2 separate regions of the Homo sapiens genome follow, and region 2 is linked to region 1. A link is a loop called in an ENCODE intact Hi-C map of the cell type or tissue named here. Cell type or tissue: endothelial cell of umbilical vein. All regions are shown on one strand. Links, peaks and the distances in the headings refer to the core of each region. The heading gives the core; the rest is flanking DNA. Region 1 has its middle 23 kb from the start of DNM3. Region 2 overlaps DNM3 (dynamin 3).

Evidence for each region. Hi-C counts contacts between places; a loop is a spot of excess contacts. Peaks named below come from ENCODE experiments on the same cell type or tissue, not always from the same donor. Only the 100,000 strongest peaks of a DNase experiment are listed, where the experiment ranks them.
Region 2: a loop joins it to region 1, with 2.3 times the contacts of the local background. A loop is called at or near these places in 2 of 110 quality-filtered maps.

The regions. Positions count from the first base shown.
Region 1 is chr1:171,815,713-171,821,100 of GRCh38, reverse strand. No RefSeq gene overlaps it. Among named protein-coding and RNA genes, the nearest start is that of DNM3, 23 kb to the left of the region's middle. RefSeq lists enhancers at 2,107-3,092, 3,093-4,079. In endothelial cell of umbilical vein, for the core only: no CTCF peak of the experiment used is centred there; a DNase peak (open chromatin) is centred at 3,230.
Region 2 is chr1:171,879,519-171,884,906 of GRCh38, reverse strand. The region is part of intron 1 of DNM3 (dynamin 3); the gene reads right to left. Among named protein-coding and RNA genes, the nearest start is that of DNM3-IT1, 18 kb to the right of the region's middle. RefSeq lists an enhancer at 893-972. In endothelial cell of umbilical vein, for the core only: no CTCF peak of the experiment used is centred there; no DNase peak of the experiment used is centred there.

The DNA.
Region 1 (5,388 bases), core at 178-5,177:
GCTCCTCAATAAGTTAAACTAGAATTATTATGTGACCTAGCAATTCCACTTGTAGGTATATACCCAAAGTAATTGAAAACAGGTATTTAAAAAAATCTTGTACACAAATATTTGTAGCAGCACTATTCACAATAGCCATAAGGTAGAAATAACCCAAATTTCCATCAACTGATAAAAGATAAACAAAATGTGGTACATCCACACAGTGGAATATTATTCAGCCAAAAAATGTGTCGGATGAAGCACCAACATGTTACAACATGGATGAACCTTGGAAACATTATGCTAGGTGAAAAAAGACAGACACAAAAGATCATATTTTGTATTATTCAATTTATATGAAACATCCAGAATAGATAAATCCCTAGAGACAAATCAGATTGGTGGTTACCAGAAATTGGATTGGGAGGAGAATGGGAAGCAACTACTTAATGTATATTGCATTTCCTTTTGGGGTGACGAAAATAATATGTCTTGGAGCTAGATAGTGATGATGGTTGCACAACTCAGTGAATTTACTAAATGCCACCGAATTGTATACTTTTAAATGATTCTGTGTTATGTGAATGTTACCTGAATTTAAACAATCAACAGAGAGGGCCCATCTATACATATAAACCCTGTATCATCCACAGCCCTTGATCAGGGCTTGACAGCCTTGTTTTAAGGTTGGGATGTGGCACAGTTTTTCTTTGGTCATTGGAAGCCTGATTTCAGCCTTGCATGCCTGCAGCCTGGAGACTAGGGAAGAGAGCAGAGCTGGAAAAAAACATGACTTTGAATGGGCCATGTTCTCTTCTTTCTTCTGCAGGGAGCTAATAGTAGGTGCAGGCTGTGCTTTTCCCCCCACAGCCTTCAGACAATCCCAAGAGCTCCTAAGAGTTATCAACTTATCCAAAGACCAAGAAGCATTGGCCTCGCTGCAGAGCTCTGTTCTCTGGGCTGTGCCCCATGGGCTCAGAGCCAGTGCTTTCTGCATCCACAGCAGTGATTCTGAATAGTCCCACACCAGTATCATTTCCACTTACATTTGCCTAGAAACGTTTAGATGGTGTTACTTTAACTTTCCCTTTCATTACCACACCCTGAATCCTAGACTATTAATACTTATGCAAAGGTATTTGAGTGCTAAACACTATTTTTGTTTTGTTTTGTTTTTGTTTGTTTGTTTGTTTTCAAGCCCATGGCAGAAAAGGAACACTATTTTTAAGCTTTACAATAACCTGACAACCATATGAGGAAACTATCACCACCCTCACTCAACTTCTCTTTCTACTGAGCTCCAGAAGCATGGGTAGGACATGCATGTCTGGCATGCCATAGGCTCTTAATAAACATCTTCCAAAAAGCAGTCATTTTCTGTCTTGAAATTTTGAGATTGCATCTATGCACACATTAATCTTACACAAATCACTTACCTAAAGCATATGCTAAGCTCAGTCACTGTGTCCTCTTTGGCCTCAGTGGTACAGTATTTCAAACAGCACTGGAAGAATTCTCATAGAGACCACGCTATAGGCAGGCGTTGTTATTATATGTATTTTCTTCTCTCATTTAATAAAGTAGCATAAATACCTTTTTTGTTAACTGATTCATTTAATAAACACTTCTTGAGGGCCTTTAGAATACTGTGCCAAGCATTGGAGATAAAAAGAATAATAAACAAATACATAAACTCAAAAAATTTAAATACTTTACTCTCTTTCTTTAAAAGTCTACTTCTAAACCTGGATGGACAATAACATCCCCAACAGGTCAGTAGGTTGGCACTTCAAGACCTAATTTCCAATGCAAAACTCTATTCTTCTGAACACCCTTTTTTTATTGTTCCTATCCAGTTCTAATTATTTATATATGTATTGTTCCATTTTGCATATGTGGTTGCATTACTTTGTGTAGATGGATGGATGGATGAATGGATGATTACACAGATAGATAATTACCTTCATATCTTTCCATGCATTTCATACATTGATATAGGAATACATACACACATACACACACACACACACACACACACACACTACACACCTATTTATATCTTTCTTTGTAACTATATTATAGGCTATTGACGGAGCATTGGCTATGTCTTATAACTGTCATCACATTTTTTTATAGCCCACCCATCTTTGTTCCCCATGCTCACTCCTGGCATCCAGTATGCGCTACATGAAAGTAAGATCTCAAGAAGGGGTGGTGAACTAACCAGGAGGGAAGGAATTTACTTGAGTAACATAGTATTTCCCTTCTCTGTGAAAAGTAGCAGCTATAGAGCAACTTCTTACTCAACATTTGCAGAGCGCTTCAGGGCCTTTCAAATCCTTTTATCTAACTCCACTCTCACAACACTGCCAAAAAGGTAGAGTGATTTTCCCATTTCACCGATGATTAAAACTGAGACCCACATGAGGTAACTGGCTTGTCTAGCTAGTGACTTGTGCTAGATATTTTCTGCATCCCCCCAGAGCCACTCTCCAGCTTCTCCACCCTGCTCTCTTCCTCAGGAGCTGGCCTGCGTGGCCAACGTCAACAACTCCCTTCTCTCTGGCTTTCAGTAAGATGTGGCCAATATAAGGGTCTCCAATGGGAGAGTGGGAGGAGAGTGAAGTGGGTATGTATAACCCTGACTCCATCCCTGTTGGTTCACTGTAAGTTGACTGTGGCCTTAAGATGATGGCCACTGCTCCTCTCAGGTGACTTTCTCCAACTTCTACTCCCCCGTGCTCCAATAGCCACTCTCCCCACTCATGCTTCTTCAGCCAAGTAATGGCTCCCCACACTTGCTTTCTCTGAGACCCTGCACCATCCCTTGCTGGTTTCCCTGAACCCTGCTCACACCCTTGTGAATAGTCTCTCTACCCAGCACCCTTCAATTGCCTACTGTGAATATGCCATATGTCTTACTGGGTTCCTGGGTGATATATGTTAGTCCTGTTCCCACCTTCTAACTCTTGCTCAATCCTCTGAGCTCTAATTCTAAACAGTTGCTTCTCTTGATACCAAATCAAAGGAAAGAGCATCATCATATCACATCAAGCAGCTCCCACTGCCTGTTACCCGTGAGGACCTTCCAGGAGTGCAAAAGCTCCTCACATCCACACTGCTTGGCTCTGCTGGTAAGTTCTGGAGTACAAATGTCTGTACCTGCAGACAGCTGTAGCTTTCTCTCAGTAAACAAATTGGCCCCAGCCACGGAGACATTAGTGGAAACAAGACAGTGACTCATCAGAGAAGCTACAGTCACTTGACCCCCTGTGACTCAGACACATTGTGTTGTCAACAGGGCACTGAGCTGAATAAAAGCTGAATAAACCAATGCTTTGCCTCACCCAGGCTCCTGGCAATCAATGAGTTAAAAAGCACTGAGAATATTAGTCTATTTGCTCCTCCCCTCAAATATCTCTCCTGTGTATCTTCCAACCTTTCTCTGTCATCCCTCCTCTTTCTTCCCCACCCACAAAAAAAAAAAAAAAATTGTTGAAAATGAATCAGATACAGGACACAAGGGTTGCACTTCCAAGATAACAAGCACACGGCCACCAGCCAGCACTGCACTTTGCTTTAATCATTTAGTGGTGCTTGGTATCCACAATTCCAAAAGCCCTGCTTCTCCTGTCTTCCAATTTTAGTCTTAACAAAAGAACACAATTTGAAAAGCCAGTACCCTTAGCTGCCTGGCTTCTGATCCAGTCTCTCTTCCCTAATTATTTCCTTTCTTGGTTGCAACTCCTTCAGCTTTTATAATTTTAAGACCTGTGCCTTTGGCCTGGCCTTGCAAAACTTTGCATATATTAGCTAGATAACTTGTTGAGCATAACATGTTCAATGAAATAACAATAAGCAAGTACCAAGTGTTCAGCATGTACTAAGGCCTTTACTTAGGTTATCCCATTTAATTATTTTAATAACCATGGGAGACTGTGTGTGTGTGTGTGTGTGTGTGTGTGTGTGTTTTACAAATGAGGACAGGCTCAGATGAGTTAAGTGGTTTAGCTATGGCCATGCAGTTACAGTTAATGATGAAAAAAGAATATGAATTTGAATCCAGGTCTATCTATCCCTCGATTCCATAATTTTTACCATTTTCCTACTTCTGTATAGATTTAATTTTCAAAATACAGAGTTCTTCAACTTCAGACAAAAATTCTCAAGAGAAGGCAAAATATGCCATGTTAATTTTTGTAATTAAGTTTAGCACTCATTTATTGAGCACATACTAGGTAACAGGCCATGTGCAATATACCAGAGGCACAAAGGTGGAAAAGATGCCATCTCTGCTTTGAAAGAGCTCACAGTCTACGTATAGAAGAGACACAGCTTCTAAATTTCTTTTAAGTCCCCTGGTTTCCCTTCAGCCCTGGGATTATATAAAAATAATTTTTTGCCTTTGTTTGTGTCAACATCAGAGCTGAAAGATTTCTACTTCTTACTCAGCAACTACAATTAAGACCAGAATAGATGAGCACATTTATGTGTATTTTAGAAAAAGGAAGAAAGGAAAAAGAAAGAAAAAAAAGAAGGGAAGGAGGGAAGGAGGGAGGGAGGAGGGGAGGGGAAGGGAAGGGAGTAGGGAGAAAAGGAAGAATCAGTACATTGGCCTGATTAGTGCTTAAGGAAACAAAGGAACAAATGCTTGAAATCGAAGCTGTCTCCAGAATTCCATGGTATAAGGTCCCTACACCTACATGGCAGGATTCATTCAATAAAAATTTCTTGAACATTTATTATAAGCTATGAATAGAGGCAAAGCGTTCATAGTCAAATGGGTAGAAGGACAAGTTAATCAATAATTACAGCCCAATGTGAGAAAAATCACAGCAGCAGTTCTCATAACACCCCGTGAGAAAACAGGAGAGGAGAATCTAAAGCACACAGGATAGCAGAGAAAGTGAGGATACGGGAAGAAAGTGATATTTGAGCCAAGACCTGAGGTGAAGTGGGAGTTAGCCAAGAGAAAAAGTTGGGAAGAAAACTCCGGAAAGTACACGGGTTAAGCAAAAAACAATGGGGGTAAAAGAACCCCAGGCCTTTTGGTGAGAACCATTGAACACTTGCCTGAAATTCACACCATTAAAGTCACCCCAAATTTTATGTTTTAATTTTTATATGTTTTATTTTATTTATTTAATAATTTTACTTTAAGTTCTGGGATACTTGTGCTGAACGTGCAGGTTTGATAAGTAGGTATACATGTGCCATGGTGGTTTGCTGCACCCATCAACCTTATTTTCATATTTTTAAATAGGTGATACAACCATGGCTCAAAAATTAAAACAATGTGAAAGAGAACCTACTGAAAAACCTTGTTACTGTGCCTGTCTTCGTCCTCCCCATCCTCCCCAGCCCATGCACCTGTCCCCATCCCTTAAGTAACTATTATGAAATAGT
Region 2 (5,388 bases), core at 97-5,096, 64 kb before region 1:
GTATTCACACCCTTTTGTAGTGCTCTCACACAATAACTCTGGGCTTAGCCATGTGACTTGTTCTGGACAGTGGGACAGAAGCAAATGTATCAGAAGCAGAAATTTGAAAGTTCTTGTACATTAAAGGATATGCTCTGTTGATGCTTTTGGGAACCCTGTTGACATCATGTGAACAAGTCTGAACTAGCCCGTTGAAGGATGGGAAACCACAAGAGAATAAGTGAGGTATCCCAGTCATCAATCAGCCAGCCCCCAGCCAACCATATGAGTGAGTCCCATCAGAAAGCAGCTGAGCCCTACTGAGCCCAGACCAACCTGCTGATTCCACAGAATCATGAGCTAAATTAATGGCTATTGTTCTAAGCCACTAAGTTTTGGGGTGGCTTATTGCAGGGCAAATGGATCTAATGCATATAAAACCCAGTGCCTCATAGGGAAGCTAGACTTATATACAATTAGTTGTAAGACAGTGCGAAGGCTGTAGCAGACCTAAAGATAACATATATGGGTAACTCAAAGGAGAAGGTGATTAATCCTAATGGGTCCAGCATGGAAGATGAACAGGAGTGTCAGGAAAAAGTTCATAGAGGAGATGATGCCTAGTCTTTATTCTGATAAAAAGAACCACTTCAGGAGGCAACAGACTTAACCAACCTTTCCTTTTTTTCATCACTGATACAAATCTCCAAAGAGAACACCAGAACCAAATCAGAAACCACGTGCTTCTGTTTCCACTAACAAACTATAGGATATTACTTCAACTAGAAACTTTCTCTTTCTCTCAGGGCCCTAGAAGTTTCGTCAGGGCTGGAACCAGACAAAACTTTGAAGATGCAGCCATGCTGAACATCTGTTTAACTCAGCGGCACTCAGCTCCCTGTGATCTCCCAGCAGTCAGACCAAGAGAATGACAATACATTGTCACCACAGATAGTGTGGCAAGCACACTGAGCAGACGATACATTATGGGAAAGCAAACCCTTATAAGAGAGAGGCCCCAAAAATCAGACTGGGAAATGTTTTGCATTTCTGCACACATCAAGACTTTAATTACTGGTTTATGAGTAAGTCCACTATGAAAAGTCATTTGTTTAATATACATGTGCTTAAGTAATTTTAGGAAAAAGAGGAATCAGGGGCTGGGTGCGGTGGCTCATGCCTGTAATCCCAGCACTTTGGGAGGCCGAGGAGGGCAGATCACAAGGTGAGGAGTTCGAGACCAGCCTGACCAACATGGTAAAACCCTGTCTCTACTAAAAATACAAAAATTAGCCAGGTGTGGTGGTGTGTGCCTGTAATCTCAGCTACTCAGGAGGCTGTGGCAGGAGAATCACTTGAACCCGGGAGGCGGAAGTTGCAGTGAGCCGAGATCGCGCTATTACACTCCAGCCTTAGCAACAGAGTGAGACTCCATCTCAAAAAAAAAAAGAAAGAAAAAAGAAAAAGAGGAATCAAATGCAGTTTATAGATTGATGGTATTCATTCTGACAGGGTGTGTGTGTGTGTGTGTGTGTGTGTGTGTGTGTGTGTGTGTGTGTGTGTGGTCCTTTTTTGTTTTTTTAGAGATGGAGTCTCACTCTGTTGTCCAGGCTAATCTCAAACCTCTAGCATTAAATGATCCTTCCACCTCAGCCTCCTGACTATCAGGGATTATACAGGTGAGCCACTGCATGCAGTCACAGTGTTTTTGTAATAAGAAAAATAGAAACAATTTAAATATCCAATGATAAGAGAGTATTTACATAAATGATAGTGTAACTGTAATAAAGAACATTAGGGAGCCAGGAAAATATGCTTTCAAAGAGCATTTAATGAGATGGAAAAATACTCATAAAATCAGATACAAAATTGAACATACAGAATAATCCCATATTTTTATACATATTAATATGTATACACTATACATATTTTATACGTATTAATATGTATAAAATATGGGATTATTCTGTATGTTCAATTTTGTAACTGATTTTATGAGTCATAGGAAAAATGGAAGTATGTCTAAATGTCAGAAGTATCCTTGGACAGCAGGATCAAGGGTGAATGTTTTCTTCCTTATATATTTCCATGTTTTTCAAATTAAAGTATAAAGTCATTGATAAAAAATATTGAATCAGACAAATCAAAATAAAGGATTGGTCTATAAAACAAGTGGCATATACCCTTCAAAAATATCAATGTCATGAAAGAAAATGGAGTTACGAGATTATTCCAGATTAAAAATTTAAAAGACATGACAACTAAAGGTAATATGTAGTCATGACTTATTTGGCCAAGAGGAAATATGCTCTAAAAAATATTATTGGGATAATAGGCAAATTTTGAATATGGGCTGTATATCTATGTGGTTATATAAGAGAATGTCCTTGTTCTTAAGAAATACATGCTGAAATGTTTAGGAGTAAAGGGGTGTGATATTGACCATTAACTCTTAAATGGTGCGTGTGTGTGTGTGTGTGTGTGTGTGTGTGTGTGTATAGAGAGAGACAGAGACAAAACGAGATAAAGCAAATGTGGCAAAGCATTCATAGTTGTTATGCAAAAGGGCTTTTTTTTTTTTTTTGAGACGGAGTTTCGCTCTTGTTGCCCAGACTGGAGTGCAATGGCGCGATCTCGGCTCACCGCAACCTCCGCCTCCCAGGTTCAAGCAATTCTCCTGCCTCAGCCTCCTGAGTAGCTGGGATTACAGGCATGCACCACCACGCCCAGCTAATTTTGTATTTTTAGTAGAGATGGGGTTTCTCCATGTTGAGGCTGGTCTCGAACTCCTGACCTCAGGTGATCCGCCCACCTCGGCCTCCTAAAGTGCTGGGATTACAGGTGTGAGCCACCATGCCCGGCCACAAGAGGGTTTTAATACTCTTCTTGCAACTCTTCTACAAGTTTGAAATTATTTCAAAATAAAGTTAAAATAACTCTAGATCTGAAAAAATAATTTTAAAGAAAAAATCTTTGATAATTATTGTAAATGTACTATTTTAAAAGAAATTCTAGGATTTAGTTCCTAAAATGTTATGCAACGTTTTCACGCCAATTAATAAAACCCTCTCCTTAAGTAAACTGAGGTAAGAGAGGGACAAATCCCTTCATTAATCCTGTTCCTCTGCTAACAGACATCTTTGCTGAATCTGGAATCTCTCCAATTCAGTCAGCACCCACTGGAGGCCAAAGGTGCTTGGCAGCACATCAAAGTCAGACACTCTGGGTGTTAGCATTTGCATATCTATACTGTACCGAGAGGTCTGCCATTTCAGCAGAATGCCCAGAATTATATTTTACCCATGACCTTCATCCTGACTCTCCAGCTCCCTGACCCTGGCTCTATGGAGCTGCTTGTGGCTCAGCCTGGCCCTCTGCCTGGAGACCCCTATGATCTCATTTGAGAATTTCCCACTCCTATAAATTTTCCCAAGTGTAACTGACAACCACACCCTTTAGGCCCTCTGCTTAGGCCTAACATGAAAAGACAAAACGTCACAGGAGAATTTTCATAATTAAATAGCATCATACATTGCCCATTTCCTTAAATTTTAATTTCCTGAAAGAAGGGCCAATATCATAAGTATATTCTACATTATACTTAATGTATACTAAATAACATAATCACAAAATTAAAGAATTTTAACTATGTCCTAAAAAGGCCACATCATTAAGAATTAATTCCATTTTATCTATGAATGGTAATTTGTGGTTGATTTGATATCTTAGTAAACAAATGTTTCATACGGAATTAACTGAAAAAGTAAATAGATCAATATAATGTGAATACAACTTATTATTATACAATTATTAGGAAAAGTGACAAGATGGTATCATAACTGCCTTCAATAAAATAAATAATTTATGATTATGACCTGAGACTTGGGGAGATATCAACAAAAGACATTGTATTCCCAACCAAAAAACAATTTCCAATAAATTAGCCACAAAATAATTAAAGTCTATCACATGTACCCATTCAAAGTTAGCAGAGAAATAAAAGACACATAGGTTTTTTTTTTACTTTACTATTTATTCTGCCTATGTATTTTGAATAGAACTCCTGGTTGATAAAACTCACAGAAGAACTTTTTGGAATCATTTTCTGATAAGATGATGTGCTCATGGGATTAAATGTTTTTAATATAAACAAACCAAAAAATCTATTCTAATTCACAGTAATCAATATAAATATTTTCTCTTAGACCATCCTAGACATTTTTACACATATATTTTTCATGAAAATATTGCAGGAAACACTCTACATATTGTTTTCTATCTAACCTTGGGTTAGACTAGTTATCTTGACAGTATGTAGCATGGAAAGGAAAAATTACTTCATAGAACATTCCAGAGTATGCTATTTAACCTTCATAGACTCTTTAAATTCATTATTTATTCAACTAACGTTGCTTATGCTCCATTTGCTCTAATTAATGATCGCTGTGCCAAAAAATAATCCCAATTAAATGCACTAGCATAATCACCAGTGGAAAAAAGCTTAATTTCAAAAGATGGCTAAGTTCTAAACAGAAGACATACAGGATTCAAGCTACAAATACATAGAGATACCTGAATCATTCCACCTGGCACATCTGACTATGTAATTACTGATTACTGGATGCTCTTCTGGATTCTCAGATAATGCAAACAAAAAAATATATTTTAAAAATCTACTTGGAGACTGTAATATACAAGGTTTACATCTGAAAATTGTTTCCTTACTCAATCAGCCAGATTCTAAGTTTGTTTTCTAGCCATCACAGGAAATAACACAAAAGCATCTGTGGCTGATACAGCACATTGGCCAGCTCAACTTCTGTTCCAATCTCCATATTTGCCTTCTTACACTGCAGATGCCAGAAAACTAAAAACCTCATTTCCCAGACTCCCTTGTAACTAGCATTCTCAACACAATTTAGGTTTCACCATTAAGATGCACTTCCATAAGACTTGAATTCCAATTTGGGTTTCACCATGAGCGCCACTTCCATAAAACTTGAATTCAGAGTTAAGCGGAAGAGAAGAAGCACCCAAGGTTTTGTCTTGCTTGTGCAAATCTAACAGGCAGCAGACAGCTCTGAAGCTAACAATGCTGGTAGCAGTCTGATCCCTGAATCACAGCTAAAGTAGAATATCCCAGAAGACAACAGTTGCTTCGTGACTCCTGGTTGTGGCTAGGGTGCTGTGATTTGAAACCAGCAGTTGACATGCAGGCTTTTTTAGTTCCTAGCTTCCTAGGAGTAATAATGGAAGCAATGCCCCTGGCACGCAGTCCACTGTGCCTTTCTGGAAGCCATTCTTAGAGGCCCAGTCTAGAGTCCAATGATTAGATTAGTAAGCACCTAATTCCTTATGGTAAATGCTTTTGTTTTTATTATTCTATTTTTTTCTTAAATAGTTAGAATT